Regions from separate parts of the Mus musculus genome. Here region 2 is linked to region 1. Evidence: chromatin loops called from intact Hi-C (ENCODE). Cell type or tissue: gastrocnemius. All regions are shown on one strand. Links, peaks and the distances in the headings refer to the core of each region. The heading gives the core; the rest is flanking DNA. Region 1 has its middle 120 kb from the start of Gm5570. Region 2 has its middle 85 kb from the start of Gm35335.

Region 1 (14,716 bases), core at 2,118-10,117:
TGAGAAACTTCCAAACTGATTTCCAGACTTGTTGGAACAGCTTGCAGTCCCACCAGCAATGTAGGAGTGGTCCTCTTTCTACATAACCTTGCCAGCATCTTCTGTCACTTAAGTTTGTTTATCTTAGCCTTTCTGACTGGTGTGAGGTGGAACCTCAGCGTTGTTTTGATTTGCATTTCGCTGATTACTAATAATGTTGAACATTTCTTTATGTACTCTTCAGCCATTCTCTATTTCTCAGTTGAGAAATCTTCCTTTAGCCCTGTCCTTCATTTTTAATAGGGTTGTTTGGTTCTCTGGAGTCTAACTTCTTGAGTTCTTTGTATATATTGGATGTTAGCCCTCTATTAGGTGTAGGGTTTGTAAAGATCTTTCCCCAATCTCTTGGTTGCTTTTTTGTCCTATTGATAGTGTCCTTTGCAATATAGAAGCTTTGAAATTTTAGGAGGTCCCATTTGTCAGTTCTTGATCTTAGAGTATAAGGTTGGTGTTGTGTTCAGGAAATTTCCTCTTGTGCCCATGTGTTCAAGGTTCTTCCCCAATTTCTTTTCTATTAGTTTAAATCTATCTGGTTTTATGTGAAGTTCTTTGTATATATTGAATATTAGCCCTCTACTAGGTATAGGGTTTGTAAAGATCTTTCCCCAATCTCTTGGTTGCTTTTTTGTCCTATTGATAGTGTCCTTTGCAATATAGAAGCTTTGAAATTTTAGTGGGTCCCATTTGTCAGTTCTTGATCTTAGAGTATAAGCTTGGTGTTGTGTTCAGGAAATTTCCTCTTGTGCCCATGTGTTCAAGGTTCTTCCCCAATTTTTTTTTTCTATTAGTTTAAATCTATCTGGTTTCATGTGGAGTTCCTTGATTCACTTCAACTTGAGTATTGTACAAGGAAATAAGAATGAATCAATTTGCATTCTTCTACTTTCTAACTGCCAGTTGAACCAGCACCATTTGTTGAAAATGCTTTCTCTTTTCCAGTGGATGCTTTTAGCTCCTTTTTCAAAGATCAAGTGACTATAGGTGTGTGAGTTTATTTCTGGGTCCTCAATTCTACTCCATTGATCTATCTACCTGCTGTCACTGTACCAATACCACACAGTTTTCATCACTACTGCTCTGTAATATTGTTTGAGGTCCAGAATGGTGATTCTGCCAGAAAAGGGGGAACAAAATACCCATGGGAAGAGATACAAAGACAAAATGTGGAGCAGAGACTGACAGAAATGCCATCGAGAGACTGCCCCACAGGGGGATCCATTCCACATATATATATACCAAATACATACACTATTGTGGATGCCAACAAGTGTAGCCTCACCCAGCCTGAACCGGGCTGGTGCAGACTTTGTCACCACTGAGGTGGGATCACCTGTGGTGCAGCTTTCTGACTTAGCTGGCTTCTTTTGATGTGTCAACTGCCCTGCTCTTCTCCGAGATCCTGCTGCCTGCTGAGACACCTTTAAGACAATCCACATGGTGAGGCATCTTTGGGCTGGCTCCGGGCACCAAGAATGGATTGGCGGGGGGTGGGGGGAGGGGGCTTTGCCCCTTTAGAAGCACAGTCTCTAAGTAAACTCTCGGGCTTTGATAAGAGCAATTTGTCTTGGCCTCATTCTTCTCTCCAAGTCTAAGTCTCTATTTAAGCCCCAGCCTGCCTTCCAGGAGTACCCAGTTCATGTAGGCTTTGGGCAGCTTATAACTACAGATTGGTGCCTGAACCAGTGACCTGAAAATGGCGGGAAACATTGAGGGACTGTCTTATGTGGAGGTCGACAAGAAGGGAAGAATAAGAAGATCATACCGGGGACAGTGAGCAACTGGTATTTATGCTAGCCCTGGTTTTAAACTTCATTTTTTAAAGTATTGCTGGAGGTGTGATAGGATACAGGCTAAGTTGGAACAGTGCTGACCCAATGCTGATTCCACTTAGGGTTTGGCAGCGAAAAATGGGACTAGTAACTTCAAAACAGGCTGATGTCTGCAGTCAAGAACTGCATTAGGCGAGAGGAGTGGGGCTTAAAATAATAAAATAAAATAAAATTAAATTAAATTAAATTAAATTAAATTAAATAAAGGAAAATGGATTTCAGAAATCTCCCAGGGACACAGGAAAATCTGAAGATGTCCAACCTTCTTTCTGGCCCCTAAAGAGAAGTTTTCTACTCTCTTTGTATTGTCTATGCTTGGTGCACCTATCTGTCCATGTGTCAATTCATTTATGCTTTTGTCTCATTGTCTGAGTGACTGAATGTTCTGTGTTTCTTGTTGGAAAATAAAAATGGCTAAAACTTTATCTGCTGATTCAGCAAAGCCTGAGAGTGGCCCAAACTTTATCCAAGAATCAAGCACAGCAGGAGAGCCACTGCTGAAAAGCTGTTTTTTAAAGAAATGGGGTCTGCAACCTCTTAGATCTAAGGGAAAAAAGAAGATAGCTGTTTTTTTCCTAGAAAATTCTCTGCAATCGTGACTATTGTGTTTAGAAAATGACAAAGCGCTTTTTGATCTTATAATTATAGCAAGAAAAGGTAAAATTCTTTGATTGGTCTAAATTCATAAGATTCGTGTAGCCACTTAATTTCGTTTTTTACTGGACTTAAAGGCATAATATGCTCTATATGTCTTCATCATAGAGTATTAGCTATAAGTTACTGAGTATGATTAAAAGGGTGTAACATTGGTAGCAAGACAGCTTTAAACTTGTAACTCAGGGTTGGAGTCTTTAAAACATGTGGCATAAAGCAGGTCAAAAAAACTAGGCTTCTAAGGTTACTTCTAGTTGAGGTAATATTTAATGTGATTCTTATCCTAGAAAGTAGACTTATAAAGATAAGATTTAAAACAATGTCTCTTGCATGAAGCATTAAATTTTGCACTGTCATGCATTCATAGGTATAAATTGGCAGCCAAACTTCATAACAAGATAGTGATGTTTCTAATATTGATTTTAAAGATGATACATTGTTAAATTGTTAGAATTGGGTTTTGCTTCTCAAAGTTATAGTTATAGTCTAATATTGCAAAGGAAACTTTAAAATTCTAAAATCTGTCCTCACAGTAAGAGGAACAAAGTTAAGAGCAGCCTCAGTGGTCCTGTGTGGCTTTCTTTTGTTTTGCAAACAGTGCCTAGGAAAGATCTTACCTGCCTTCAGGGGAATTTTTCCTTACCTAAAAGAACATTGTTGCAGATATATCCAGATGTTGTTCTAAATAAAGTTCAAATTCAGAATTTATAAAAAGTCAATCAGGCTGTAGAACTTATAAAGGCATTACAATCTGGCTTGCCTACTTCATATAAAATTATTATAGATTGAAATTTTGTTTTTTCCTTTGCATCCTGATAATTGTAAAGGGTTTGCTTCTAGTGAACTGGTAATCACTGGAAAATTTTGCCTCTAGGTATGGCTAATATAGCTTTATATTATGTAAGACAATTTTTTATTGTCTCTGCTTCAATACAAGAAGCTGAGAGTTTGACTCTTTCAGTGTATATTGTTTCCTAAGTGGAAAGTATTTTATTACCTAAGGATTCTAAAGGGAAGTTTACTTCAAATCTTTGCTGTCACACAATGAGCTTTAAAGTTCTGGGGAGTAATTGTTGCTCCATAAGATTCAGAGGCAATATCTTTTTAATATTTAGAGTTTTAGTTATGCTAGAAAATTGTGGTACAGAAAAATCTAAGAACGAAAAATTGATTTGCTTCAAAATTTTATTTTCAAAAGCGTCCAGGAGATGTTAATTGTCTAAGACCTCACCTTAAGGTCTTAACGTGACTTAAACCTTTGTTGGATGTTATCTTGAGACACACAAATTAACTAGTAAAAAACAAAAGGCTTTCCAGAAAATAAAGGAAACTTTTACAATTGTTATCAATTATAATCAATGGTAATTAAATATTAGCTGCTTATTTTAATTATGGTTATTAAATGTGCCCACAACAATCCTTTGGCAAGAAAAAACATTAATGTATAATCATCTTTCTTCACCTCAAAGTTTTAACAACCTATTATAAGGCTGCTGTGGTGCTAATAAAGAATTGCTAGATAAATTCATATATTTTATAAAAACTATATCAAAATACTGTGTCTTAAAAACCTGACAGTGTCTGTTCCTTGTTCCAAACAGCAATTAAATAGGTTATTGCAGAATATTGGTATTTTGCCTATTGCATACCATCATTTTAAATTCAATTCATAATCACTCTCCTACAGATAAGATAAAAATTGTTTTTATGCATGCTTTTGTACCTCTATAAATTCATGCATGCATGCATTCCATTTACTGTGTTTAAAAACAGCCCTTCTATGGGAGAAAAGTATAAGTGAATTGGATCACATGCTTATTCTTTTGAATTTCCTCCTGTTTCAGCACAGATAATAAAATTGTGTGCTGTAGATGGTGTTAAAATGTTGAATCATCAAACTTCAATTTGTATATTAATAGTCAATATTGTATCTGAAAGCTTACAATTGCTGAAAATTGTTCATCCCTCAGATACTATAAATTCTCAAATATACAATGGTTTATGCATATATAATTCATAAGAAAAAATGCTGTTCTTTTTAGAACACTGTTTTTGGACATTTAATAATTTGTCCTAGATTGCCTGGACAAGACCTTAAGTCAATGCCACACTAGATTTATATCTTAGGCAGATTACAGGCCTTACACAAAAATAATTGGCCATATAATCTCATTCCTTATATAATCAAAACAGTAATGGTCTGATAATATTTTGGTATTTTTAGAGAATTAGCATGTCAAATTGTAAAAAAAAAAATGTTCTTAGTGTTCTCAGATTCTACCTGTTTCCACATAATGGTGTTAATTCTTGAGAACTTATGCTTAATCAATTGCTGCAAATGGATACTCATTTATGATTAATAAATCAATTATACACATGTGACTATTAATACCTTTACAAGCGATTTCTTTTTGCTTCTCTATATAAGGGAGGGACATCTAGAAATGTAATTGATCATTGTTTACAAGCCTGTTTTTTTTATATTTTTTTATTACGTAATTTCCTCAATTACATTTCCAATGCTATCCCAAAATTCCCCCACAACCCCCCCGCCCCGACTGCCCTACCCACCCATTCCCATTTTTTGGCCCTGGCGTTCCCCTGTACTGGGGCATATAAAGTATGCCTGTCCAATGGGCCTCTCTTTCCAGTGATGGCCGACTAGGCTATGTAAAGAGACCTGCAACCCTGTAGATGCAACATTATGAACTAATCAATCAGTACCCCGGAGCTCTTGTCTCTAGCTGCATATCTTTACAAGCCTTTAATGCTATAAACTCATTAGGACAGATAATGGTCCATTCTATACTGACAAAAATTTTACTTCTTTTTGTAAGGAATTTGGTATCAAACATAAAACTGCAATTTCTTATAATCTCATGAGACAAGGAATTGTTGAACGTGCTCATCACACTCTGAAAAAATGGCTTTTAAAAACAAAACAGGGGCAGTTATACCCCGCAAGGTCACCAAACGCACATCTTGCTTTGGTCTGTTCATTTTAAATTTTTTGCAAACTGATGTTAAGGGTCAGTCTGCAGCTGATTGCCACTGGCATCCAGTTACTTCCATTTCTTATGCCATGGTTAAATGGTGGGACTCATTAACTAATATGTGGAATGGTCCAGACCCGGTTTTAATCTGGGGAAGAGGTTCTGTCTTTGTTTTTTCACAAAAAGAAGATGGAGCGAGATGGCTGCCTGAAAGACTTGTTCGTCAAGTGGACACAGATCCTCAATCTTCTAGTATGATTCTAACCTCATTGATAGCTAAAAATCCTTTTTAGCTGAAGAGTTAATTTTGAGCATAGCTTTCACTCTTAGAAAAATGTTGGCCTTTCTGCTAATTCTCAAAGTCACTTCCCGCACACAGGGAGGTCAGAGTCTGACCTTGATCTTTGCTGATTTGTAACCGAATAAAGTACCTGGACATCCCCAAAGAACCTTTTATTCTGTTGCTTTTCAACTATCTCGACTTTTTTTTTTCATGCAGGTCAGTCTCTCTTTACAGCCTGATTTCAGCAAGCATGCAGCCTCACCTCCAGCAAGTGCAGGTGGCAGAAAATTGTCAATATGAAGAAGAATATTGAGTATATGTTGTGGCTTTGGTCTGATTTTGGAACAAGATGTGCTATGAGGAGCAGTCAGCCAATGACGGGACAACCAGATTTTGAAACTGTATCAATCTAAGACAGAGGTATATGCCAAGAGGCCGTGGTTTGTTAATAATACACCACAGAGCCATATTTGTGTAAAATAAACACAAACAAGCTGCATATATGTCCTGCGCTATTGTTCTTTGCCCGGAAAAAACATGTGTGGGACAAAAGATCCTTCCATAGTTAATCTTTATTTCATAATGATGAGGTAGACCAAAAAAACTCAGAAACGTGTATGGCTTAAATACCCCCTGGTGTGACGTGTCTATATACGACTGGCAGCTTTACCCAAGATCTCATACGCACCGGGGATGGGCTAGTGACTTTGGTGGGCTTTTGCTCCCTGCACATGCGCACAACACAGCTTGATCTAAACAAAGAGATTGGTTTGGCACAATGGAGGTTTAGCGCCATCTAGTGATGGCACGTATATTGCGGCTTTCTACAATTCCCCCTTTTAAGTATAAAAAAATGCAAGCTACTCTTATGGATGAAGATAGAGGTCGAATTCCTAGTGTGCAGAAATAGGGGCTATGTACAGGATTATCTCTTAGGCTCACAGGTCTTTTCTCAGAGCAACCCTGACCTGCTCCCGTGCCATTTTTCATAGGGGAGGGACACTTGGTCACTCAACCCTCATGCAAAACGACTTGTCTTCTAGGAACACTCGAATCTCTGAGCAACTCATATGCGGTGCTTAGCCCAGCAATCCATGAGTCAGAAACCTACTAACTCTTTCCTGTGCAATGAGTCCAGCCTCTAGGAGTGCAAGAGCTGAGCAGTCAAGTGCTTGCAAAGTCATCTTAGCATAGATAACCAGATTTCAGGGGAGTTGCCTTGCTCTATGGCAGCAAGTGCTTGAGCAATTACCACCTTGTCACGTCTCTGTTGAGTTCTGAGTTCGCAAACCAGCCAAAGCATAAACACTAATCCACAACACAGGGCTGCGCCAAACAGGCCCACTCCCACCCATTCCTTAAAATATGACAATGCAGAGGACATCCAGGAAGTAAGTCCTTTGAATCCATTAATCAATGATGGGTCCACGCATGTGGAATTAATCGCCATCACTGCTACACGTAGCGCCTCAAGCGTTTCATCAAATCCTTCAGACTAGTTTCCTGTAAGAAACAAAGACAATTCTTTAGATAGATTAGCTGCACGTGTCCAACTTTCATATTGGACACTAGTAATACATAAGGCTCCTGATTTCTTATCACAGCCAAGCTGGGCCATTTGGAGCAGAACTTCCAGCCTCTCCTCCACAAGATCAATGTGCTGGTTCACTATCATTAGCCCACCTTTTAATTGGGCACTGTGCACTGAATGTTGATCGATCACATTTGCCACAGAGGAGGACAACTGTTCGATAGTCGTGCTTGACTGGACTGATGCTGCCATAGCAAATCTAGTAGCCGTAGCTGCGGCTGCACTGGCAGCCATTGCCACCACAATGGCTGCAGTGATACCAAAGTCTCGCTTTTGCCTGAGCAAAGATACGGTGGAAGGGGTTTCCACGGGGACAGGAATCCATCGTGGAATCTTGGCAAGCATAGCACGGCTAGCCCAATCAAGGTTCCAGCATTGTGACATCCAGCAGGTTTCATTAGTACAGGATTCAAAGGAACTGTTAGAAAGAATAAACAAAAAAGGGGTGTACACACAAACTGGAGTACGTGAATAACTAGTCTGATTTACCAGGGTCTTATTAACTCCATTTCAGTAGTAGAATTTTGATAAGTGGTTCCATCAGGTAACTGAACTAGATGATACTGAACGAATTTTGAAATACCATTAAAAATCGCTTTTCCAGCAGCTCCTCCTTGGAGGAAAACCAAGGGATTAAGATCTGTACAGCTACCATTAATCCCACAAAGTACCCATTTATGAAAAGGATGCATTCTAAAGCCTTGTATGAAAAGTCACTTTTTCATAACTAATTCTTTCTCTGGGTCAGCCATCATGCTGGGAGAAAAGGAAAAGGTTTTACTCTGATCTGCCCAACGAGTGACGGAGGATTGACAACCAGACCAAGGCAGGATCAGCCCTTCATCTTCCAAGCTACAGTGATGGCCCATTTTTGGTTGGTGGGGACGCTCTTTGTCTGAAAAGTTAGGTGGTAGAAATGTACCATTAACCCAAATTGCCTCCTGCCAGAAGGTCCGATTTGTAAAGGTTATAACTGCATTCAAATATCTATGGTTGTGCTCACCCAACCTCCTCGGTGCAAATTAAACCTCCCCAAAGCTTGGCCAGTAAGTCTGATACAATCTCCCAATTCATTAATTTGGAAACAGAGAGAACCTCGTTCCCTTAGAGAGCGTTTTTCCCCCAGTGGTGCCCAGATAGGATCATATGGTAGGTATGGCAGGCCTAAAGTTTTATTGGTCGTAAAAAAACTTGGGGAAAACAGCTGTATTATGATGGACAGGCATGGGCTTAGGGAAGGCAGACAGAATTGCCCATCTATACTCTCCAAATATACTAGGAACCCAAATCCACAGAGGCAGCACGAGGGCTAGAGTTAGTTTCCAAGGGATCCATCCGGGAGTCATTTTCAGGTGTCAGAATTCTTCGTGTCAGTCATTCCGGCAGCCAGAATGGGTTGTCTTCTCCCTGTGGGAAAACTCAAACAGCTCCCCTGGATCTTATTAAGACAGGATCCGGGCCTTTCCAGAGACCAGTCAAAACATCTTTCTATTTTACCATCTCTTTTGGCCTGTCAGGCTCTGAACAGTGACGTTCAGCCGCAGTATGGCCTTGGGCATCAAGACTTAAAAAATTAAGAGTGAGGAGTGCGATAGAAAGAGCTACTCTTGGTACTGGGGGTAGAGCCTCCTCGATTCCCTCCTTTTGTTTAATTAAGTAGGATTTGAGAGTACGATGGGCATGTTCTACAATGCCCTGCCCTTGAGGATTATACGGTCAAGTCTATCCTGCTCTCCTTTACCTAATCCCTTTCCCTCTTTATAGCCCAATTTCTTCATCATTTGAACAGCTTGTGGTGAGTATTCATTAGTCAAGGTCATTCCTATTGCCTGTAAAATGTCTCTCCCCCAAAGATTAACTGTGAGTGGTAAGACATAGGGAGTGAATCGTCCCGTTTGACCTTCAGGTGCCTGCCAGCTCAAAGAATAGGAGCTGATAGTGGGGCAGGGCTGATAGCCTAACCCTTGTAATGTATGTGATGACTGAGTAATGGGCCAAGCTTTTGGCCACCAGTGGGAAGAGATGATACTTTTATCTGCTCCTGTATCCAATATCCCTTTAAATTGTTTCCCTTTTATAACTAACTCTAAGGATGGCCTGGAGTCAAGAGGCATTATTAAGTAAGCAGAATCATTTCCAGTAGAGCCAATCCCTTTTGCAGCTTGAGGGAAATCAGAGGAGGGGGAGTAGCCATGTAGGCTTGGCAAAATTATTAGCTGAGCTATTTTATCCCCTTGTGAGATAGAAAAAACACCCTGAGGGCAGGAACAAAGAACTTGAATTTCCCCCTCATAGTCATGATTTACAACTCGAGGGTGAACAATGAGGCCTTGTAAAGTAAGGGAGGCCCGGCCCAGTATTAGGCCGACACTTCCGAATGGCAGAGGCCCTTTGTAGTAAGTGGGAACGGGCTGCATCCCCATTTGGGGTATCAGTATGAATCGAGTGGTGGAACGGAGATCCACTCCTGCTGAGACTTCCACAGCTCTGCGAAGAAGCTCTGCTCACGCTGCTTTAAGACAGACTGCAGCGCTGTGATCACAGAATGTGAAGTTCCCATACTGCTCCTTTATCTACAGGAGAGGTTTAAATACGGGACAAGCACCACGGCTTATATACTTCCATCTGACCGTGCCTAGTAGGAGTCAAAATTCAGCCCCACCTCTGGTGAGTGCAGGATAAAACCAGGAGGAATAGGATTAACACAGGCAGCATGAAAACAAAAGCTTTCATTACCACCTTCCAGTTAAGGGGAGGGATTAAAGGGATTAAAGCCAGACATGTCTCTCAGGTGAGAGATTCTGAACAGGTAAGAGTACGAATACAGAAGCTAAAAGCTTCTGGAACAGGAAGGAGCCACAGAGATTCTAAGGCAGCCCCCTTTTTGGGCCCCAGACACCTGGCCACTTTTCTGGCCAGAGGAAAGGGGTTCGCCCATCCCGGGAGCGCTTTGCCTGAGCATTGGCAGCAGACATCTTGGTTCTGGGGCCCCGCAGAGTATATTCTGCACAGCTCCAGAGATTACCAGATGGAGAAAGGCAAACTTAAGAATCCTACTAACAGAAATCAAGACCACTCACCATCATCAGAACGCAGCACTCCCACCCCACCTAGTCCTGGGCACCCCAACACAACCAAAAAGCTAGACCCGGATATAAAAGTATATCTCATGATGATGGTAGAGGAAATCAAGAAGGACTTTAATAACTCACTTAAAGAAATACAGGAGAACACTGCTAAAGAGTTACAAGTCCTTAAAGAAAAACAGGAAAACACAACCAAACAGGTAGAAGTCCTCAAAGAAAAACAGGAAAACACATCTAAACAGGTGATGGAAATGAACAAAACCATACTAGACCTAAAAAGGGAAGTAGACACAATAAAGAAAACCCAAAGTGAGGCAACGCTGGGGATAGAAAACCTAGGAAAGAAATCTGGAACCATAGATGTGAGCATCAAAAACAGAATACAAGAGATGGAAGAGAGAATCTCAGGTGCAGAAGATTCCATAGAGAACATCGGCACAACAATCAAAGAATATACAAAACACAAAAGGATCCTAACTCAAAACATCCAGGAAATACAGGACACAATGAGAAGACCAAACCTACAGAAAATAGGATTTGATGAGAATGAAGATTTTCAACTTAAAGGCCAGCATATATCTTCAACCTAATTATAGAAGAAAACTTACCAAACCTAAAGAAAGAGATGCCTATGAACATACAAGAAGCCTACAGAACTCCAAATAGACTGGACCAGAAAAGAAATTCCTCCTGACATATAATAATCAGAACAACAAATGCACTAAATAAAGATAGAATATTAAAAGCAATAAGGGAGAAAGGTCAAGTAACATATAAAGGCAGGCCTATCAGAATTACACCAGACTTTTCACCAGAAACTATGAAAGCCAGAAAAGCCTGGACAAATGTTATACAGACAATAAGAGAACACAAATGCCAGCCCAGGCTACTATACCCAGCCAAACTCTCAATTACCATAGATGGAGAAACCAAAGTATTCCACAACAAAACCAAATTCACACATTATCCATCCACGATTCCAGCCCTTCAAAGGATAATAAGAGAAAAAAAAAAAAAAAAAAACAATACAAGGACAGAAATCATGCCCTAGAAAGAGCAAGAAAGTAATCCCTCAACAAACCAAAAAGAAGAAAGCCACAAGAACAGAATGCCACCTCTATCCACAAAAATAAAAGGAAGCAACAATTACATTTCCTTAATATCTCTTAATATCAATGGACTCAATTCCCCAATAAAAAGACATAGACTAAGAGACTGGCTACACAAACAGGACCCAACATTCTGCTGCTTACATAAAACTCATCTCAGGGAAAAAGACAGACACTACCTCAGAGTGAAAGGCTGGAAAACAATTTTCCAAGCAAATGGTCTGAAGAAACAACCTGGAGTAGTCATTCTAATATCGAATAAAATCGACTTCCAACCCAAAGTTATCAAAAAGACAAGGAGGGACACTTCATACTCATCAAAGGTAAAATCCTCCAAGAGGAACTCTCAATTCTGAATATCTATGCTCCAAATGCAAGGGCAGCCACATTCATTAGAGACACTTTAGTAAAGCTCAAAGCACACATTGCACCTCACACAAAAATAGTGGGAGACTTCAACACACCACTTTCATCAATGGACAGATCATGGAAACAGAAACTAAACAGGGACACAGTGAAACTAACAGAAGATATGAAACAAATGGACTTAACATATATCTATAGAAAATTTTATCCTAAAACAAAAGAATATACCTTCTTCTCAGCACCTCACGGGACCTTCTCCGAAATTGACCATATAATTGGTCACAAAACAGGCCTCAATAGATACAAAAATATTGAAATTGTGCCATGCATCCTATCAGACCACCATGGACTAAGGCTGATCTTCAATAACAACATAAATAATGGAAAGCCAACATTCACGTGGAAACTGTACAACACTCTTCTCAATGATACCTTGGTCAAGGAAGGAATAAAGAAAGAAATCAAAGACTTTTTAGAGTTTAATTAAAATGAAGCCAGTACATACCCAAACCTATGGGACACAATGAAAGCATTTCTAAGAGAAAAACTCATAGCTCTGAGTGCCTCCAAAAAGAAAATGGAGAGAGCACATACTAGCAGCATGACAACACATATAAAACCTCTAGAAACATAGGAAGAAAATTCACCCAAGAGGAGTAGAGGGCAGGAAATAATCAAACTCATGGGTGAAATCAACCAAGTGGAAACAAGAAGAACTATTCAAAGTATTAACCAAATGAGGAGTTGGTTCTTTGAGAAAATCAACAAGATAGATAAATCCTTAGCTAGACTCACTAGACGGCACAGGGACAACATCCAACATCCTAATTAACAAAATAAGAAATGAAAGGGAAACATAACAACAGATCCTGAAGAAGTCCAAAAACACCATCAGATCCTTCTACAGAAGGCTATACTCATTGGAAATGTAAATGAGCTAAATACCTAATAAAAAATGGAAAAAAAAAGGCTATACTCAACAAAACTCGAAAACCTGGACGAAATGGACAAATTTCTAGACAGATACCAGGTACCAAAGTTAAATCAGGATCAAGTTAACGATCTAAACAGTCCCATATCCCCTAAAGAAATAGAATCAGTCATTAATAGTCTCCCAGCCAAAAAAAGCCCAGGACGAGATGGGTTTAGTGCAGAGGTCTACCAGACCTTCAAAGAAGATCTAATTCCAGTTCTGCACAAACTATTCCACAAAATAGAAGTAGAAGGCTCTCTACCCAACTCATTCTATGAAGCCAAAATTACTCTGATACCTAAACCACAGAAAGATCCAACAAAGATAGAGAACTTTAGACCAATTTCCCTTGTGAATCTAGATACAAAAATCCTCAAAAAACTTTGCCTTAACCAAATCCAAGAACACATTAAAGCAATCATCCATCCTGACCAAGAGATTTAATACCAGGGATGCAGAGATGATTTAATATACAGAAATCCATCAACGTAATCCAGTATATAAACAAACTCAAAGACAAAAACCACATGATCATCTCCTTAGATGCGGAAAAAGCATTTGACAAGATCCAACACCCATTCATGATAAAAGTCTTGGAAAGAACAAGAATTCAAGGCCCATACATAAACATGATAAAAGATATCTACAGCAAACCAGTAGCCAACATCAAAGTAAATGTTGAGAAGCTGGAAGCAATCCCACTAAAATCAGGGCCTAGACAAGGCTGTCCACTCTCTCCCTACCTATTCAACATACTTGAAGTCCTAGCCAGAGCAATTCGACAACAAAAGGAGATCAAGGGGATACAAATTGGAAAAGATGATGTCAAAATATCACTTTTTGCAGATGATATGATACTATATATAAGTGACCCTAAAAATTCCACCAGAGAACTCCTAAACCTGATAAAGAGCTTCAGTGAAGTAGCTGGATATAAAATTAACAAGTCAATGGCCTTTCTCTACACAAAGAATAAACAGGCTGAGAAAGAAATTAGGGAAACAACACCCTTCTCAATAGTCACAAATAATATAAAATATCTTTGTGTGACTCTAAGGAAGTGAAATATCTGTATGATAAAAACTTCAAGTCTCTGAAGAAAGAAATTAAAGAAGATCTCAGAAGATGGAAAGATCTCCCATGCTCATGAATTGGCAGGATAAACATTGCAAAAATAGCTATCTTACCAAAAGCAATCTACAGATTCAATGCAATCCCCATCAAAATTCCAACTCAATTCTTCAAAGAATTAGAAAGAGCAATCTGTAAATTCATGTGGAATAACAAAAAACCTAGGATAGCAAAAACTCTTCTCAAGGATAAAAGAACCTCTGGTGGAATCACCATGCCTGCCCTAAATCTTTACTACAGAGCAATTGTGATAAAAACTGCATGGTACTGGTATAGTGACAGACAAGTAGACCAATGGAATAGAATTGAAGACCCAGAAATGAACCCACACACCTATGGTCGATTGATCTTCGACAAGGGAGCTAAAACCATCCAGTGGAAGAAAGACAGCATTTTCAACAAATGGTGTTGGCACAACTGGTTGTTATGATGTAGAAGAAAGCAAATCGATCCATTTCTATCTACTTGTACTAAGGTCAAATCTAAGCGGATCAAGGAACTTCACATAAAACCAGAGACACTGAAACTTATAGAGGAGAAAGTGGGGAAAAGCCTTAAAATTATGGGCACAGGGGAAAATTTCCTGAATAGAACAGCAATGGCTTGTGCTGTAAGATCGAGAATTGACAAATGGGACCGCATGAAACTGGAAAGCTTCTGCA
Region 2 (17,020 bases), core at 5,026-13,025, 54 kb after region 1:
CAATAGTTAACAGTAAGTATCTGAAGGACTGACTTGCTCAGTTCTCCAACTTGAACTAAAGTCAATTAATTAGGCAACAGGATAAGCAGAGCAAAACTTTCCACTTAACATAGACTTGATGGACTCTCATATCTGACACACAACCAACAAAATAAATATTACACGTATGTGATGGTTTGAATATGCTTGGCCAGGGGAGTTGCACTTTTAGGAGGTATGGCCTTGTTGGAGGACTTATAAATCTTTTGGAGGAAGTTTGTCACAGCAGGGATAGGCTTTAAGGCCATCTTGCTAGCTACCTAAGAACAGTCTGTTCCTGCTTTCCTTTGAATAAATATGTAGAACTCTTAGCTCCCCAGCACCTTGCCTGAATGGACACAGCTATGTTTCCTGTCATGATAATTTTATGAAACTCTGAACCTATATGCCAGTCCCAATAAAGTGTCTTTTGTAAGAATTGCCTTAGTCATGGTCTGTTCAGAGCAATAAATCCCAAATGAAGACCGCATATATCGCGCCATAAAATAATTATAACATCTACAGAAAAGCGTGTTACTATATGCCATTTATGAGAAATAACAAACAGAAATGATAATATAATAAGAATGCTATGTGGCAAATATTTATTTAAATCTATACTTATCAGGACAATTTACAAATCTGGAATCAGTTCCAGTTAGCATCCAGTATTACCTCCCACTGCTATGTTAGCAGTATTGATGTTGATGGCTATTAGTGGGCATAGAGACTGTGTTAAATTGGATGGGTTAACTTGTCCTCACTATTGCTTCAGCATGTTCTATCTTTACTCAATTTCTTGGACAATTGGTAATCAGCATACAATTCTTGGTGCCATTACTTAAATGTCTGTTTCCCCACCCTGCTGAATAAATGAGCACTGGATTTTCCTTTTATAATTTATTCCGTGTGTGGTGACATCATACTCTAGATATAATCTTACTTATCCAACCAGAATTGGCCAATGCTTGAAAAGGTTACATCTGTAAAATAAACGTAACAGTTCAGAGGCAACTAGAGTCCAGGTGATCGATTTAGAGTTTTCATTGATTTTTCGTAATCTCATTTCCTGGTTTTGTTACAATTGGTTTTGGAAATAAAACAAAAGTATCTGAGTGAGGGAGACCAGACTATATGCTGCAAATGCACTTCCTCCCCATGCCTTTCCTCACTGAGTGTGGCTCTTTCCTTCTTTGCTTCTAGGGTTGGTTGTGTGGGCTACTCATGCATGGATGTGCGATACTATTTCAAACAAGATAGAAGCAGACAAAAGTCAATGCTGCATGGAGTTGATATCTGTGCCATCTCAAACTAGAGGAAAAAAAAACACTTTTTGCTGATATTTAGTTTTTTCTATCAATTTGTGACTAGAAACTAATATAGGCTATAATTTTATCAGGAAAAAGGAAGAAAATATTAATGTTTTATTTGTTACAAAGTATCATTTGTGGTGAACCAAAGTGCTTTTGATTAAGTACTTTGTTAAGTTTGAATAATGACTAAGAGAAAATAAAGATGATTGGGAACATTGCTAACTTAGTAAACTGTTACTTTGGAAATACATTGTTTTTATTGTCTTTGGGAATTTTATTCAATGTATTCTGAATATATTCAGGTCCTTTCCTAGCTATTCCCATATCCATCTGAACTTTCCCTAGACATCAATATTTGTGTCCTCCATTATAAAATTGTCTAATGAGTTTAATTTGTGCTGTACATATACTGTTGAGTGTATGACCATCCAGGTTAGTCAGTGATTGTCACACCAGAGGCTACATACTAATATTAAATAGGCACGCCCTCTTCTAGTACCTATACAAATCAAATAGCTCTTCAGCTAGGGGATGTACTCTCTGATGACATTCTATCTTTTTCTTTTCTATTTTTTTGAAAAAAAAACAGTTGTATATTTTAATAGATATTCATTTTATCTATTTATAGTTCAAATGTAATTCCCTTTCCTGGTTTTTCTCCCACAAATCCCCTATACCATTCCTCTTTTAACAGCTTCTATTCTGTTAAAATAGAATTCTCCTTCACTCACCCACCCACCCACTCCCACCTCTCCTGCCTGGCATTTCCCTACACTGGGGCATTGAGACTTCCTAGGACAAAGGGACTTTCCTCCTATTGATGTCAGATTACTTTCTCTTTACATGTTGGGTTTTTGTACAGGTTTTATGTATGACAACAAAATTGATATTAGTTCATGTATTCAAATTCCCATTCTGTTGGCTACAGAAAGCACTGTTCTTGAAGATATATGGTATCTCTAGCTTGTCTAATCTTTCTGCCTTCTACCCTCCTCAGCAGTTATCCCTGATCTTCAGGAGTAGGGATGTGATTCCTATGGTTCACTTAGGGTTCATCATTCTTGGAGTCTCTAATTCTCTGCACACTGACCATTTGTTGCCATCTGAGTTAACTGCCATTGTCTGCAAATGGAAGATTCTCTGAAGAGGGCTAAGTGAAGCATGAATCTATGTGTATAGTAATAAGTTTCTAGATTCAATTTAATACTGTATACATTTAACAGAGTAATAGAACTGAAATTTTGATGATTGTGTTGAATCTGTTTGTTTCTTTTGCTTGTTTGTCCATTTTTACAATATTAAACCTGATGAACCATGAACATTGGTGGCCTTTGCATCTTCTAAATCTTCTTTGGGCTCTTTATTCAGTGCCTTAAGTGTTTTTATTATACCAGTATTTTACATCGTTAGTGAAAGTATTCCACTTCCTTCAATTTAGTCCAATATCAATTTTGAGGCTATTATGAAGAGGTTTGTTTTCCTGATATCTTTCACTCTGTGTCATTTGTATATAAAAGGGAATTGATTATTTATGTCAATTTTATATTTTGCTAGATTACCATATTGGCTTATCATTTATAGGAGTCTTCTCCTAGAATGTTTATATTTTATATACCGACTCATATTTTCTAAGTATAAGGTTGCTTTCTAATCCATCTACCTCCTAACTTTTTATTGTTATGTTTAATACTTTAGACACTAATTTGAACAGAAGAGGAACAAGTGGACATCCTTGCATTGTTTTGGAGTTTAGTGAACATGCTTTCAGTTACTCACGGTTTAGCATAGAGTTTGCTGTGGATTTGTATATTGCATTCAAAATGTTGATAGTTCATTTGTATCTTTCATCTCTCCAGAAATATATCATGAAAATACATTGACATATGTGAAATGCCTTCTAATAAGACGATCATATTATATACTTGAGCCTATATATATATAATACATTATATGTAATGGCATGGAGTGAATGTGATCATGTTGCATAATCATAGCCATGTTTGTTTGTTTTGTATTTGTATTTTATCTTGTGAAAAATTAATTTTCTAAAGTGGTGATATTTTAGCATTGAATACATATCATGAAATATATATTCCTGTTCAGTTGATTTATGTACTTGTATTGATAACACAGTTACTAGAGTACTCAAGAATTAAGATATTAAACTCTATAGTATAGTATTGACATTCCCTATATTATTCATATCATATACCATTAGCTTAATTACTGTGTGTACTCATTTATATGAAATCATTATATAAAGAATATGAATATGTATAAAGTATTTAAATCCTATATGTCCATAGCCACAAGATGATATCTATGCCTAAAACAGCTATCAGGGCCAAAAAATATTTGAGTACATAGGTCATAGGCACTAAGACAAAACCTATGATTACCATTGTGGTAAATTGACCTGATATTAAATAGACTATCAAAGAGTCTGTTATACCTGCTGACTGATATATTTTTCAAACCCTATCAGTGAAGTTTCTTCTTGAAGTAGACAATGCTTAACATAGAGACACATAACTGGTCAAGACATAAAGAATAAGATTCTGGATTTCTCATCCTTAAATGAAATATCTCCGTCACACCTTCTCATCTCAAGGCTCAATCATCATTTTGAAATTAGATGAAAATTGTCTTTGAACCAGAAACAGGCAGTGTAGACAGAAGGCATCTTTTCTGGCAGGACAGTTGAAAGATTTTAGTTCACTTATTTCATTTGTAATTTTAATTGATTCTTTCTCTCTACTGCTTTGGTGTGCTGTTCTTTAATTTTATACCAAGGATGTCAAGTTGATTATTATGTTATTAATATGGGACTTTAGATATATATTTTTTTAAATCTAGTCTATGGCCATACCACCCTGAACATGCCCGATCTCGTCAGATCTCGGAAGCTAAGCAGGGTTGGGTCTGGTTAGTACTTGGATTGGAGACTGCCTGGGAAAACCGGGTGCTGTAGAAAAAGAAAAAGAAAAAAAAAAAAAAAAAGCCTGGTGGTGGTGGTGGCACATGGCTTTTATCCAAGGACTTGGGAGGCAGAGGCAGGTGGATTTCTGACTTCAAGGCCAGCCTGGTCTACAAAGTGAGTTCCAAGACAGCCAAGGCTATATAGAGAAACCCTGTCTTGAAAAAAGGAAGCAAAAAAAAAAAAAAAAAAAAAAAAAAAAAAAAAAAAAAAAACAAAACAAAAAACAAAACAAAAAAATGTGGTTAAGAGCACCAACTGCTCTTCAGAAGGTCCTGATTTCAAATCCCAGCAACCACAGGGTGGCTCACAATGATCCATAGTGAGATCTGATGCCCTCTTCTGGTGCATCTAAAGACAGCTACAGTGTACTTAGATATAACAATAAATAAATCTTTAAAAAAATTCTAAATCACTTAGATCTATAAATTTGGGTTATATATCCCTTTATTGTCTCTAAAATGCCGGAATTGTTTTCATTGTGTCCAATAGTTTTCAATATTTGTGTTTTTATTTTCATACAGTTCAAAGAATAAGGTTTCTTTCCTCTTGACTTCACCCTTATCCAGTTTTCCTCTATTAATATTTTGTTTTAATTTAATGAGTTTGTATATACTCTGTTATTTCTATTAATGTTGAAATTTATCTTTAATTTATCATGGTCAAACATAAAGCATGATGTGATTTCTAATTATATAAGTTTGTTGAGTACTACTTTATGAATTAATATGATGTTATTTAATAGAAAATTTTAAGGGGTGTTTGAGAATAAAGTATATGTTTTTGTGTCTGCCTAAAATGTAATGTACATATCTGTTACATACATTTGGTTTATGTTGTTGAACTCATGAAAACCTGTTGTATTTCCAGTATTAATGTAGAGTGTGGGATAAACAAATTTGTTGACTTTTAGGACCTGGCTGTGAAGTTTCATTTGATGTACTCATTCATGGAGTACTACTTTATTTAATTTGGATTTTTGTATAAAAGAGTACCTACAGAAATGGAACTGTAGATTTACTCAGAATCCTTGAAAAATACCAAGATTTAATTTGAATCCTGGACATCAAATAGCATACTTCTGAAATTCCCGCTACTCTAGGGCAGAGATAGGTGTATCACAAATTCTGTTATAATCCATATAAGTCAAGGAGTCTTTGTTCCCAATTTACTTATTTTAAAGATTTACTTATTTTTATTTTAAGGTCAGACAATGTCTTGTCTGTATCATATGACTTCCTGATTTTTTTGTTTCCTTTGTCAACAAGATTTTTTTCTACAGATCTCTAAGGTCTAGACATTTGTGTGTCTGAACTGCTTTCTCAATTTTCTCAAGTTTTATATTTTACAGGACTCTACCTGACACCTCTAGGTAGATCTCCATCCAATTTTCAACATTCCCTCTAACTTGATATAGGAGGGATTAGAATACTCAACCTCAAGGAACAAATCAAAACTGGGAAAATGGCACATGCAGAAGAGGTGAAAAACCACAAAGGAAATGCTGAAGTGCTCTTAAGTTCTCCTTTCAACAGTGTAAAAGGAAGTAAATAGTCACAGGAGTGTAGCTCTGAGCAGCCAACTGAAGAGGGATAGATGATCATTCTGTAAATCTGCCTGGAAACTCTGTGGAGAGCTTGAGGGTGGCAGGTATGTTTTCTGGCAATATAGGTGCTTTAGAGTTATCCCCTATTCCTTTTAAGTAACCTCACATTCATAGTTCTTTTAGTAACCCCAATAACATTTTCATTGCTGCATCAAGTTGGACATTGGTCCAATTTTTTTTGCTATGGGATCTCTGTCTTAGGTTTGCAAACTTGTTGTGTGTTGCATTTGCCCCAGAAAGAGATTTTGTGCAGCTTTATGCGTCCATGATCTTTCATGTCATTGTTCCATCTCCTTTGGACACTTTTACTCATCTTCTATTGCTCTGTCCTCTTTAATTTTCAGGCATGATTCACACATAAAATAACCAGAATTTTATTTTGGGTTTTGTAGCTAATAAGTTATATACCTTAAAGTTTCAGCACAATACAGATGGCAAATATATATTTATATAATGATTCTATGATTATTTTATGACTGTGTGACGAAAGTGTTTACTACCACTATAGCATGAACTACATTTTTCAAGTAAAATATGTTACATCTGAAGATATCCACAAATATTTACCTCCTACTGGATGTATGTATAATACAAAAACTCAAAAAATTAGTTCCAATAGACACTTGATATACAAACAAATTCATATTAGAAATATTTCAAAATCAGAATATTTTTCTTTCTCTTTAGAGTTATAATGTCACCAAAATTGCACACATCTATCTGTAGAGCCCTTGCATATAACTGATAAGATGGGTTGAGGACATTTGGATAAAAAAAAGAAACAAACCTGTGCTAGTCATAAGACTCCACTAAAAGTATGAAAGTATTTTTTTTTTTCATTGTGAATAGTCATGGGAGATGGGATTCTTCGGGTAAAGATAAAAATGTTTGGGGGAGAATTTTGGGAAATGTTTGCTACTATTATCTCACAATTAATTTGTGTACACAATCACACAATCACACACACACACACAGAGAGAGAGAGAGAGAGAGAGAGAGAGAGAGAGAGAGAGAGAGAACAGACCAATAAAAAATAGGAACAGGAAATGAGTCTCATATCCTGATGCTGTTTGTTAACTTTATGTTTTGAAATGTTATAGAGATAGAGAAGAGATAGGTAGAAAAATATAGTTGTTGTTCTTAAAAGTTCTAGATAATATACATATTGTATTTGTTTGGTCAGCAAATCATAGACTAAAAAGTAATTTAATGCTGGACTTGATGGCAAATGCCTATAGTTAGAGGATATTGGGAGATTAAGGGAACAGAATCATAGTTCATAGCTTTCTTGGGCTTCAAAGAGAGTACAAGTGCAGCCTATACAACTTAATAAAACACTTTTCTTAAAAAAAGAGAGAAGGAAGAAGAGCTGATGTTGGGATGGTGCTTGATTGTAGAGTTCTTCCACTGAGTTCAAGCCTCAATTATGTAAAGCAAGGGAAAAGGAAGAAAAGAGTCCATTTGGCTGGAATGAAGTAATTGCTCAATATAAAATTATCACATTAAGTACTGAAGTGGGACAAGAGTTTGGAGGCTTTGAAAGGAGGAGACCTTGATAACTCATCCACTTCAATAAACTGCATGTATCTTCAAATCACAGATGTTCCCTGACTTTCCTTTATGCTTCAGAAGAAACAACACAAAGAAACTGCAGATATATACCAGATGTACTCTGATGGCCAGTCTGTGGTGTTAGCATGACTGCATCTGGAATCAACTAAAACACAAGGAGATGGACATTTGTGTGAGAGAATATTTTCAGATTACCTGATGCTGAAAGAACCACCCTAAATCTAAGATATGCGTTCTGAGTTTTTGTGCACAGTTCTGATGAAAGGATTGTATAAAGGAAGTTTGACATTTTTGCTCTTACTTTGACTAATAAGCTCATGCATTCACATTCCAACAGAGACTGAAAAGAGAAGCTCTTCAATAATCTTCCAGGACTCCAGTACTAGATTAGGATTGCTGAAACATCTAGCCTTCTGTAGTGTAAAGTTACTATATTTTCAGAATTATTAGCATGTTCCTACATCTTATAATCCTCTCTAACAACACATATTTATCTATCATTGTTGTTTCCTTAGAGAACCCTAAAAGATACAGATTAAAAATACACACACACAGAGGGAAAGAGAAAAAGAGGGAGGGAAGGAGGGAGATAGAGAAAGAGAGAGAGAGAGAGAGAGAGAGAGAGAGAGAGAGAGAGAGAGAGAGAGAGAGAGAGAGAGAGAGAGAGAGAAATAGCAAGCAGGTACAGAGTCATCTGAACCTTCTGACATTGGACTTCAAACTACAACATACTGTGTTTTCTCTCCTTGGTTCTGATCTTCCCTTGGTTTAGCACTTCTTCAGTATGTTTGCAATCCTTCCTTTTGGTCTAGAAATGTAGTATGTAGATTGTGTGCTAACCCACACCTTCATACTTCTCTCTCTCTCTCTCTCTCTCTCTCTCTCTCTCTCTCTCTCTACATATATATATATATATATATGTGTGTGTGTGTGTGTGTGTGTGTGTGTGTGTGTGTATGTGTGTGTGTGTGTGTGTGTGTGTGTGTGTGTGTGAGAGAGAGAGAGAGAGAGAGAGAGATACATATTGATGTATAGAGATAAAGATAGAAAGAGTACATTTATATACATTGAAGTATGTAATTTCTTTCGATGCGTATGGGGTTACAATTAAGAGATTGTTTTTAATATCAGAATAAAATCTGGTGTTTGTACTGTTGAGCACTATTGAAACTCTGAAAAAGTATGTAGATCATTTTAGCTTCACTTTTTTTATTTTATTTTTTATTTTTTACTTAAAAATATTTATTTGTATCTCTTCTCTTTCAGAGTTTTTCCTCCCATCCTGGAAGCATCAAATCTCTATGGGATCTCCCACTGAGGACATGAGGACAGACTAGGCAGCCCTCTGCTACATAACAGTGAAAGGCCTCAGACTAGCCAGAGTATACTATTTTTTGGTTACTCAGTTATTGGGAACAAAAAAGGGGGAGCCCTGGGGAAGTCCTGGGGAAGATGGGGGTGGGGGGAGAAATAGCCCACATCTGGCCAGAGTTCCTGTGCTCTGGGGAGGCATACATAGGGAGAGCTGCTGGACACTTTCCACTCAGCCCTGGGTGGGCATCTAGGCCTCTGACACTACTCAGCATGGGGTGGACAAGGGACAGCCCCCAAGCAGGGAATCTGAGGCAACACCCTGTCGCCCCAAGGTTATAGGAGAGAGGGATAAGGGAAGAGGTTCCCAACACTGACCAGAGTGTGCAGCAGATCTTGATGGAGAAGACACTCTTTACAGTTTAAGAGATTTATTATAGAAATGCAGGGGGAAAGAGAGAAGGGAGAGAGAGAGAGAGAGAGAGAGAGAGAGAGAGAGAGAGAGAGAGAGAGAGAGAGAGAGAGGAGAGAAAAGAGTAATGAGGAGAATAGAAGACAAAGAGAAAAGGAAGATGAGAGAAAAGTGAGAGAAGACAAAGAGAAGGGAGAGAGTGGGGAGTGAGTAGTAAGAGCATAAGAGTAAGAGGACAAGGTAAGGGCTGAACAACCCTTTTTATGGTCTTCACTGCTGCTAGGTAACTGGGGAGGAGTTTAGCCTGAAGGTCAGAAGCTTGGGATATTGCTTACATGACTACTGACCATGTTCATCTTGTGGGGGTTGTGGGAGGTGGTAACTTAGGCAGGGGACAGAGTTCCAGGAGCATGAGGGAATGCCTGTTGTGTCATGAAGATGAATTATGACCATCATGGTTCAGACCTCAATTCGACTGGAGACCAGCCTGCAATTCACCACACTCAGTCACTGGGAACTCCCAGTAGTCCAGATTATTTGATACTGTTCATCTCCTTATGGGGTTACCATTCCCTTCAGTTCTGTCAATCCCTCTCCTAACTCTTGCATAGGATTTGTTGACCTCCATGTAATGCTTGGCTGTATCTCATTCTGTCTCAGTGAGCTGCTGGTATGTTCCTTGCACTCTTAACTTGTGTAAATATTTGAGATAATACATGAAAGGAGTGCATATATACTTTAGACATAAATATCTGTCATATAGTAAAAATTGGGAAGGATTTTGATTTTTGGAAAGGTACATTCTACAATAGGAATGATTTGAAAGTGATTACTTCATTTTGCCCATTTAAAATCTTTGTTGGATATTAACTTTATTTAAATTTCAAATGCTATCCCATTTCCTTGTTTCCCCTCTGAAAACCCCCTTCCCCTATCCCATTACCACTCTCCCGCTCATGAACCCACCCACTCCCTCTTCCTGGTCCTCGCATTTCACAACACTGGGACATAGAGCTTTCACAGAACCAAGGGCCTCTTTTCTCATTGATGTCCAAATAGGCAAGCCTCTGCTACATATTCGATTAGAGTCATAAATCCCACCATGTGTACTGTTTGGTTGGTGGTGTAGTCTCTGGGAGCTCTTGGGGTACTGGTTAGTTCATATTGTTGTTCCTCCTATGGGGCTACAAATCCCCTCAACACCTTGGGTCCATTCTCTTGCTCATTCACTGGGTACGCTGTGCTCCAGTTCAATGGATGGCTGTGAGCATTCACTTCTATATTTGTCAGGCATAGGCAGACCCTCTTAGGAGACAGCTATATCAGGCTCCTGTCAGCAAGCACTTTTTGGCATCCACAGTAGTGTCTAGTTTTGGTGATTGCATATGGGATAGATCCCCAGGTGGGGCAGTCTCTGGATGGTCATTCTTTCAGTATCTGTTCTACACTTTGTCTCTGTAACTACTTCAATGAGTGTTTTGTTCCCCCTTCTAAGAAGGATCGAAGTATCCACACTTTGTTTTTCCTGCTTCCTGAGTTTCATGTGGTTTGTGAATAGTATCTTGGGTATTCCAAGCTTCTGAGCTAATGTCTCCGTATTGGTGATTGCATATCATGTGTGTTCTTTTGTATCACTCTGGATGATTTCCTCCAGATTCATCCATTTGCCTAATAATTTAATGAATTCATTGTTTTTAATAACTGAGTTGTACTCCAATGTATAAATGTACCACATTTTCTGTATCCATTCCCCTCTAGAGAGACATCTGGTTTCTTTCGAACTTCTAGCTCTTATACATAAGGCTGTTATGAACATAGTGGAGCATGTGACCTACTTCCATGTTGAAGCATCTTCTGTGTGTATACCCAGGAGTGGTATTGCTGGGTCCTCAGATAGTACAGTTCCTCAGAAAATTGGACATTGTAATACCTAAAGATCAAGCAATACTTCTCCTGGGCATATACACAGATGATGTTCCAACTTGTAATAAGAATACATGCTCTACTATGTCATAGCAGCTTTATTTATAAGAGCCAGAAGCTAGAAATAATCCACATGTCTCTCAACAGAGAAATGGATACAGAAAATATGTTACATTTACACAATGGAATACTACTCAGCTATTAAAAACAATGAATTTATAAAATTCTTTTTTTTTTTCTGCTTTTTTTTTTGAGACAGTGTTTTTCTGTATAGCCTTGGCTGTCCTGGAACTCACTCTGTAGACCAGGCTGGCCTCAAACTCATAAATTCACCTGCCTCTGCCTCCCAAGTGCTGGGATTAAAGGTGTGTGCCTCAAAGCCCGGCTGAATTTATGAAATTTTTATGGAAATGGATGGATCTGGAGGATATCATCCCAAGTGTCATAACCCAATCACAAAAGAGCACACATGATATGCACTCACTGATAAGTGGATATTAGCCCAGAAACTTAGAATACCTAAGATACAATTTGCAAAACACATGAAACTCAAGATGAAGGAAGACCAAAATGTGGATACTTTGTTCCTTCATAGAATGGGGAACAAAATACCCATGTAAGTAGTTACATAGACAAAGTTCAGAACTGAGACAGAAGGAAGGACCATTCAATGACTTCCCCACCCAGAGATCCATCCCATAAACAACCACCAATCCCAGACACTATTGCATATGCCATCTAGATTTTGTTTTCAGGACTCTGATATAGCTGTCTCATGTGAGGCTATGCCAGTGCCCCACAAAGAGAGAAGTGCATGCTTACAGTCATCTTTTGGATGGGACACAGGGCCCCTAATGAAGAAGCTAGAGAAAGTACCAAAGGAGCTAAAGGGGTCTGCAACCCTATAGGAGGAACAATTTTATTAACTAAAAAGTAGCTCCCTAGAGCTTGGGTCTCTAGTTGCATATGTAGAAGAGTGTGGCCTAGTTGGCCATCAATGAGGTGAGAGGCACTTGTGAAGATGAGAAGATTATAGTCATCAGTACAGGGTAATGCCATGGCCAGGAAAAATCTAGATGAAATGGATGATTTTCTAGGTAGACATCACTTAATAATTGTAAATCAACATCAGGTAAATGAACTAAACAGTCTCATAACCCCTAAAGAAATAGGAGCATTTATTATAACCTTCAATCAAAAAAAGCCAAGCTGGTTTAGTGCAGAATTCTATCAGATATTCAAATTAGAGCTAATAGCAATACTCTTCAAATGATTCTACTGAAAGCACTGAACAAACACAACCCAAGTCATGCCATAAAGCCACGGTTTCTCTTATATAAACCATACACAGAAAAAGAATAAGAGAGAAGTCAGAAAATTTTTGCTCATGTATATACTCAATAAAATACTCAAAAATTTTCTAGAAAATTCAGGCAAACTGAAAAAAATAACACATAAATAGCATCATTCATCACAAGTAGCTTTCATCCCAGGGATGCAAAGATGGTTCAGTACGGAAATCCATCAATGGAATCCATTATATAAATACACTTAAGATAAATGTCAAGGGGAGGCGACCTCAGCCTCAGCAGCAGCGGTCGCCATCTGGGTTCCGGGACTCCGCGGGACCTAGGAAATTAGTCTGAACAGGTTAGAGGGTGCGCCAGAGAACCGGACAGCTTCTGGGACGGGCAGAAGCACAGAGCCGCTGAGGCAGCAGCCTGGGCGGGCCGCAGACAACCGGCCACCATCCGGACCAGAGGACAGGTGTCCGCCTGGCTTGGGAGGCGACCTCAGCCTCAGCAGCAGCGGTCGCCATCTTGGTTCCGGGACTCAGCAGAACTTAGGAAATTAGTCTGAACAGGTGAGAGGGTGCGCCAGAGAACCGGACAGCTTCTGGGACGGGCGGAAGCACAGAGCCACTGAGGCAGCAGCCTGGGCGGGCCGCAGATAACCGGCCACCATCCGGACCAGAGGACAGGTGTCCGCCTGGCTCGGGAGACGGCCTTGGCCTCAGGAGCAGCGGTCACCATCTTGGTTCCAGGACTCCCTGGAACTTAGGATTTTAGTCTGCACAGGTGAGAGTCTGCACCACAGAAGCTGACAGCTTCTGGGAACTGCCAAAGCAACACAGCTTCTGAGAGAGGCCCTGTTTTGGGCCTTTTTCTTCGACCAGGAGGAGGTCCAAAAACAAGATATCTGCGCACCTTCCCTGTAAGAGAGCTTGCCAGCAGAGAGTGCTCTGAGCACTGAAACTCAGAGGAGAGAATCTGTCTCCCAGGTCTGCTGAGAGACTGTAACAGAATCACCAGAAGAACAATCTCTAAACAGAGTCAACTATAACTACTAACTCCAGAGATTACCAGATGGCGAAAGGTAAACGTAGGAATCCTACTAACAGGAACCAAGACCACTCACCATCATCAGAACCCAGTACTCCCACTTCGCCCAGTCCAGGGCACCCCAACACACCCGAAAACCTAGACCTAGATTTAAAAGCATATCTCATGATGATGGTAGAGGACATCAAGAAGGACTTTAATAAATCACTTAAAGAAATACAGGAGAACACTGCCAAAGAGTTACAAGTCCTTAAAGAAAAACAGGAAAACACAATCAAACAGGTAGAAGTCCTTACAGAAAAAGAGGAAAAAACATACAAACAGGTGATGGAAATGAACAAAACCATACTAGACCTAAAAAGGGAAGTAGAAACAATAAAGAAAACTCAAAGTGAGGCAACACTGGAGATAGAAACCCTAGGAAAGAAATCTAGAACCATAGATTTGAGCATCAGCAACAGAATACAAGAGATGGAAGAGAGAATCTCAGGTGCAGAAGATTCCATAGAGAACATCGGCACAACAATCAAAGAAAATGGAAAATGCAAAAAGATCCTAACTCAAAATATCCAGGAAATCCAGGACACAATGAGAAGACCAAACCTACGGATAATAGGAGTGGATGAGAATGAAGATTTTCAACTCAAAGGACCAGCAAACATCTTCAAAAAAATTATTGAAGAAAACTTCCCAAATATAAAGAAAGAGATACCTATGAACATACAAGAAGCCTACAGAACTCCAAATAGACTGGACCAGAAAAGAAATTCCTCCCGACACATAATAATCAGAACAACAAATGCACTAAATAAAGATAGAATACTAAAAGCGGTAAGGGAAAAAGGTCAAGTAACATACAAAGGCAAGCCTATCAGAATTACACCAGATTTTTCACCAGAGACTATGAAAGCCAGAAGAGCCTGGACAGATGTTATACAGACACTAAAAGAACACAAATTCCAGCCCAGGCTACTATACCCAGCCAAACTCTCAATTACCATAGATGGAGAAACCAAAGTATTCCACGACAAAACCAAATTCTCACATTATCTCTCCACGAATCCAGCCCTTCAAAGGGTAATAACAGAAAAAAACCAATACAAGAACGGGAACAATGCCCTAGAAAAAACAAGAAGGTAATCCCTCAACAAACCTAAGAGAAGACAGCCACAAGAACAGAATGCCAACTTTAACAACAAAAATAACAGGAAGCAACAATTACTTTTCCTTAATATCTCTTAACATCAATGGTCTCAACTCCCCAATAAAAAGACATAGACTAACAAACTGGCTACACAAACAAGACCCAACATTTTGCTGTTTACAGGAGACACATCTCAGAGAAAAAGATAGACACTACCTCAGAATAAAAGGCTGGAAAACAATTTTCCAAGCAAATGGACTGAAGAAACAAGCTGGAGTAGCCATCCTAATATCTGATAAGATTGACTTCCAACCCAAAGTCATCAAAAAAGACAAGGAGGGGCACTTTGTTCTCATCAAAGGTAAAATCCTCCAAGAGGAACTCTCAATTCTGAATATCTATGCTCCAAATACAAGGGCAGCCACATTCATTAAAGAAACTTTAATAAAGCTCAAAGCACACATTGCACCTCACACAATAATAGTGGGAGACTTCAACACACCACTTTCACCAATGGACAGATCATGGAAACAGAAACTAAACAGGGACACGCTGAAACTAACAGAAGTGATGAAACAAATAGATCTGACAGATATCTACAGAACATTTTATCCTAAAACAAAAGGATATACCTTCTTCTCAGCACCTCATGGTACCTTCTCCAAAATTGACCACATAATAGGTCACAAAACAGGCCTCAACAGATTCAAAAATATTGAAATTGTCCCATGTATCCTATCAGATCACCATGCACTAAGGCTGATCTTCAATAACAAAAAAAATAACAGAAAGCCAACACTCACGTGGAAACTGAACAACACTCTTCTCAATGATACCTTGGTCAAGGAAGGAATAAAGAAAGAAATTAAAGACTTTTTAGAGTTTAATGAAAATGAAGCCACAACGTACCCAAACCTTTGGGACACAATGAAAGCATTTCTAAGAGGGAAACTCATAGCTCTGAGTGCCTCCATGAAGAAACGGGAGAGAGCACATACTAGCAGCTTGACAACACATCTAAAAGCTCTAGAAAAAAAGGAAGCAAATTCACCCAAGAGGAGTAGACGGCAGGAAATAATCAAACTCAGGGGTGAAATCAACCAAGTGGAAACAAGAAGAACTATTCAAAGAATTAACCAAACGAGGAGTTGGTTCTTTGAGAAAATCAACAAGATAGATAAACCCTTAGCTAGACTCACTAGAGGGCACAGAGACAAAATCCTAATTAACAAAATCAGAACTGAAAAGGGAGACATAACAACAGATCCTGAAGAAATCCAAAACACCATCAGATCCTTCTACAAAAGGCTATACTCAACAAAACTGGAAAACCTGGACGAAATGGACAAATTTCTGGACAGATACCAGGTACCAAAGTTGAATCAGGATCAAGTTGACCTTCTAAACAGTCCCATATCCCCTAAAGAAATAGAAGCAGTTATAAATAGTCTCCCAGCCAAAAAAAGCCCAGGACCAGACGGGTTTAGTGCAGAGTTCTATCAGACCTTCAAAGAAGATCTAATTCCAGTTCTGCACAAACTTTTTCACAAGATAGAAGTAGAAAGTACTCTACCCAACTCATTTTATGAAGCCACTATTACTCTGATACCTAAACCACAGAAAGATCCAACAAAGATAGAGAACTTCAGACCAATTTCTCTTATGAATATCGATGCAAAAATCCTCAATAAAATTCTCGCTAACCGAATCCAAGAACACATTAAAGCAATCATCCATCCTGACCAAGTAGGTTTTATTCCAGGAATGCAGGGATGGTTTAATATACGAAAATCCATCAATGTAATCCACTATATAAACAAACTCAAAGACAAAAACCACATGATCATCTCGTTGGATGCAGAAAAAGCATTTGACAAGATCCAACACCCATTCATGATAAAAGTTCTGGAAAGATCAGGAATTCAAGGCCCATACCTAAACATGATAAAAGCAATCTACAGCAAACCAGTAGCCAACATCAAAGTAAATGGAGAGAAGCTGGAAGCAATCCCACTAAAATCAGGGACTAGACAAGGCTGCCCACTTTCTCCCTACCTTTTCAACATAGTACTTGAAGTATTAGCCAGAGCAATTCTACAACAAAAGGAGATCAAGGGGATACAAATTGGAAAGGAGGAAGTCAAAATATCACTTTTTGCAGATGATATGATAGTATATATAAGTGACCCTAAAAATTCCACCAGAGAACTCCTAAACCTGATAAACAGCTTCGGTGAAGTAGCTGGATATAAAATTAACTCAAACAAGTCAATGGCCTTTCTCTACACAAAGAATAAACAGGCTGAGAAAGAAATTAGGGAAACAACACCCTTCTCAATAGTCACAAATAATATAAAATATCTCGGCGTGACTCTAACTAAGGAAGTGAAAGATCTGTATGA

Evidence for each region. Hi-C counts contacts between places; a loop is a spot of excess contacts. Peaks named below come from ENCODE experiments on the same cell type or tissue, not always from the same donor. Only the 100,000 strongest peaks of a DNase experiment are listed, where the experiment ranks them.
Region 2: it touches region 1 in a loop (4-fold over the local background); 6 of 42 quality-filtered maps call a loop at or near these places.

Annotation. Positions count from the first base shown.
Region 1 is chr6:60,195,181-60,209,896 of GRCm38, forward strand. No RefSeq gene overlaps it. Among named protein-coding and RNA genes, the nearest start is that of Gm5570, 120 kb to the left of the region's middle. In gastrocnemius, for the core only: a CTCF peak has its summit at 6,584 (motif pointing left); a DNase peak (open chromatin) is centred at 6,581.
Region 2 is chr6:60,246,606-60,263,625 of GRCm38, forward strand. It overlaps n-R5s162. Among named protein-coding and RNA genes, the nearest start is that of Gm35335, 85 kb to the right of the region's middle. In gastrocnemius, for the core only: no CTCF peak of the experiment used is centred there; a DNase peak (open chromatin) is centred at 9,047.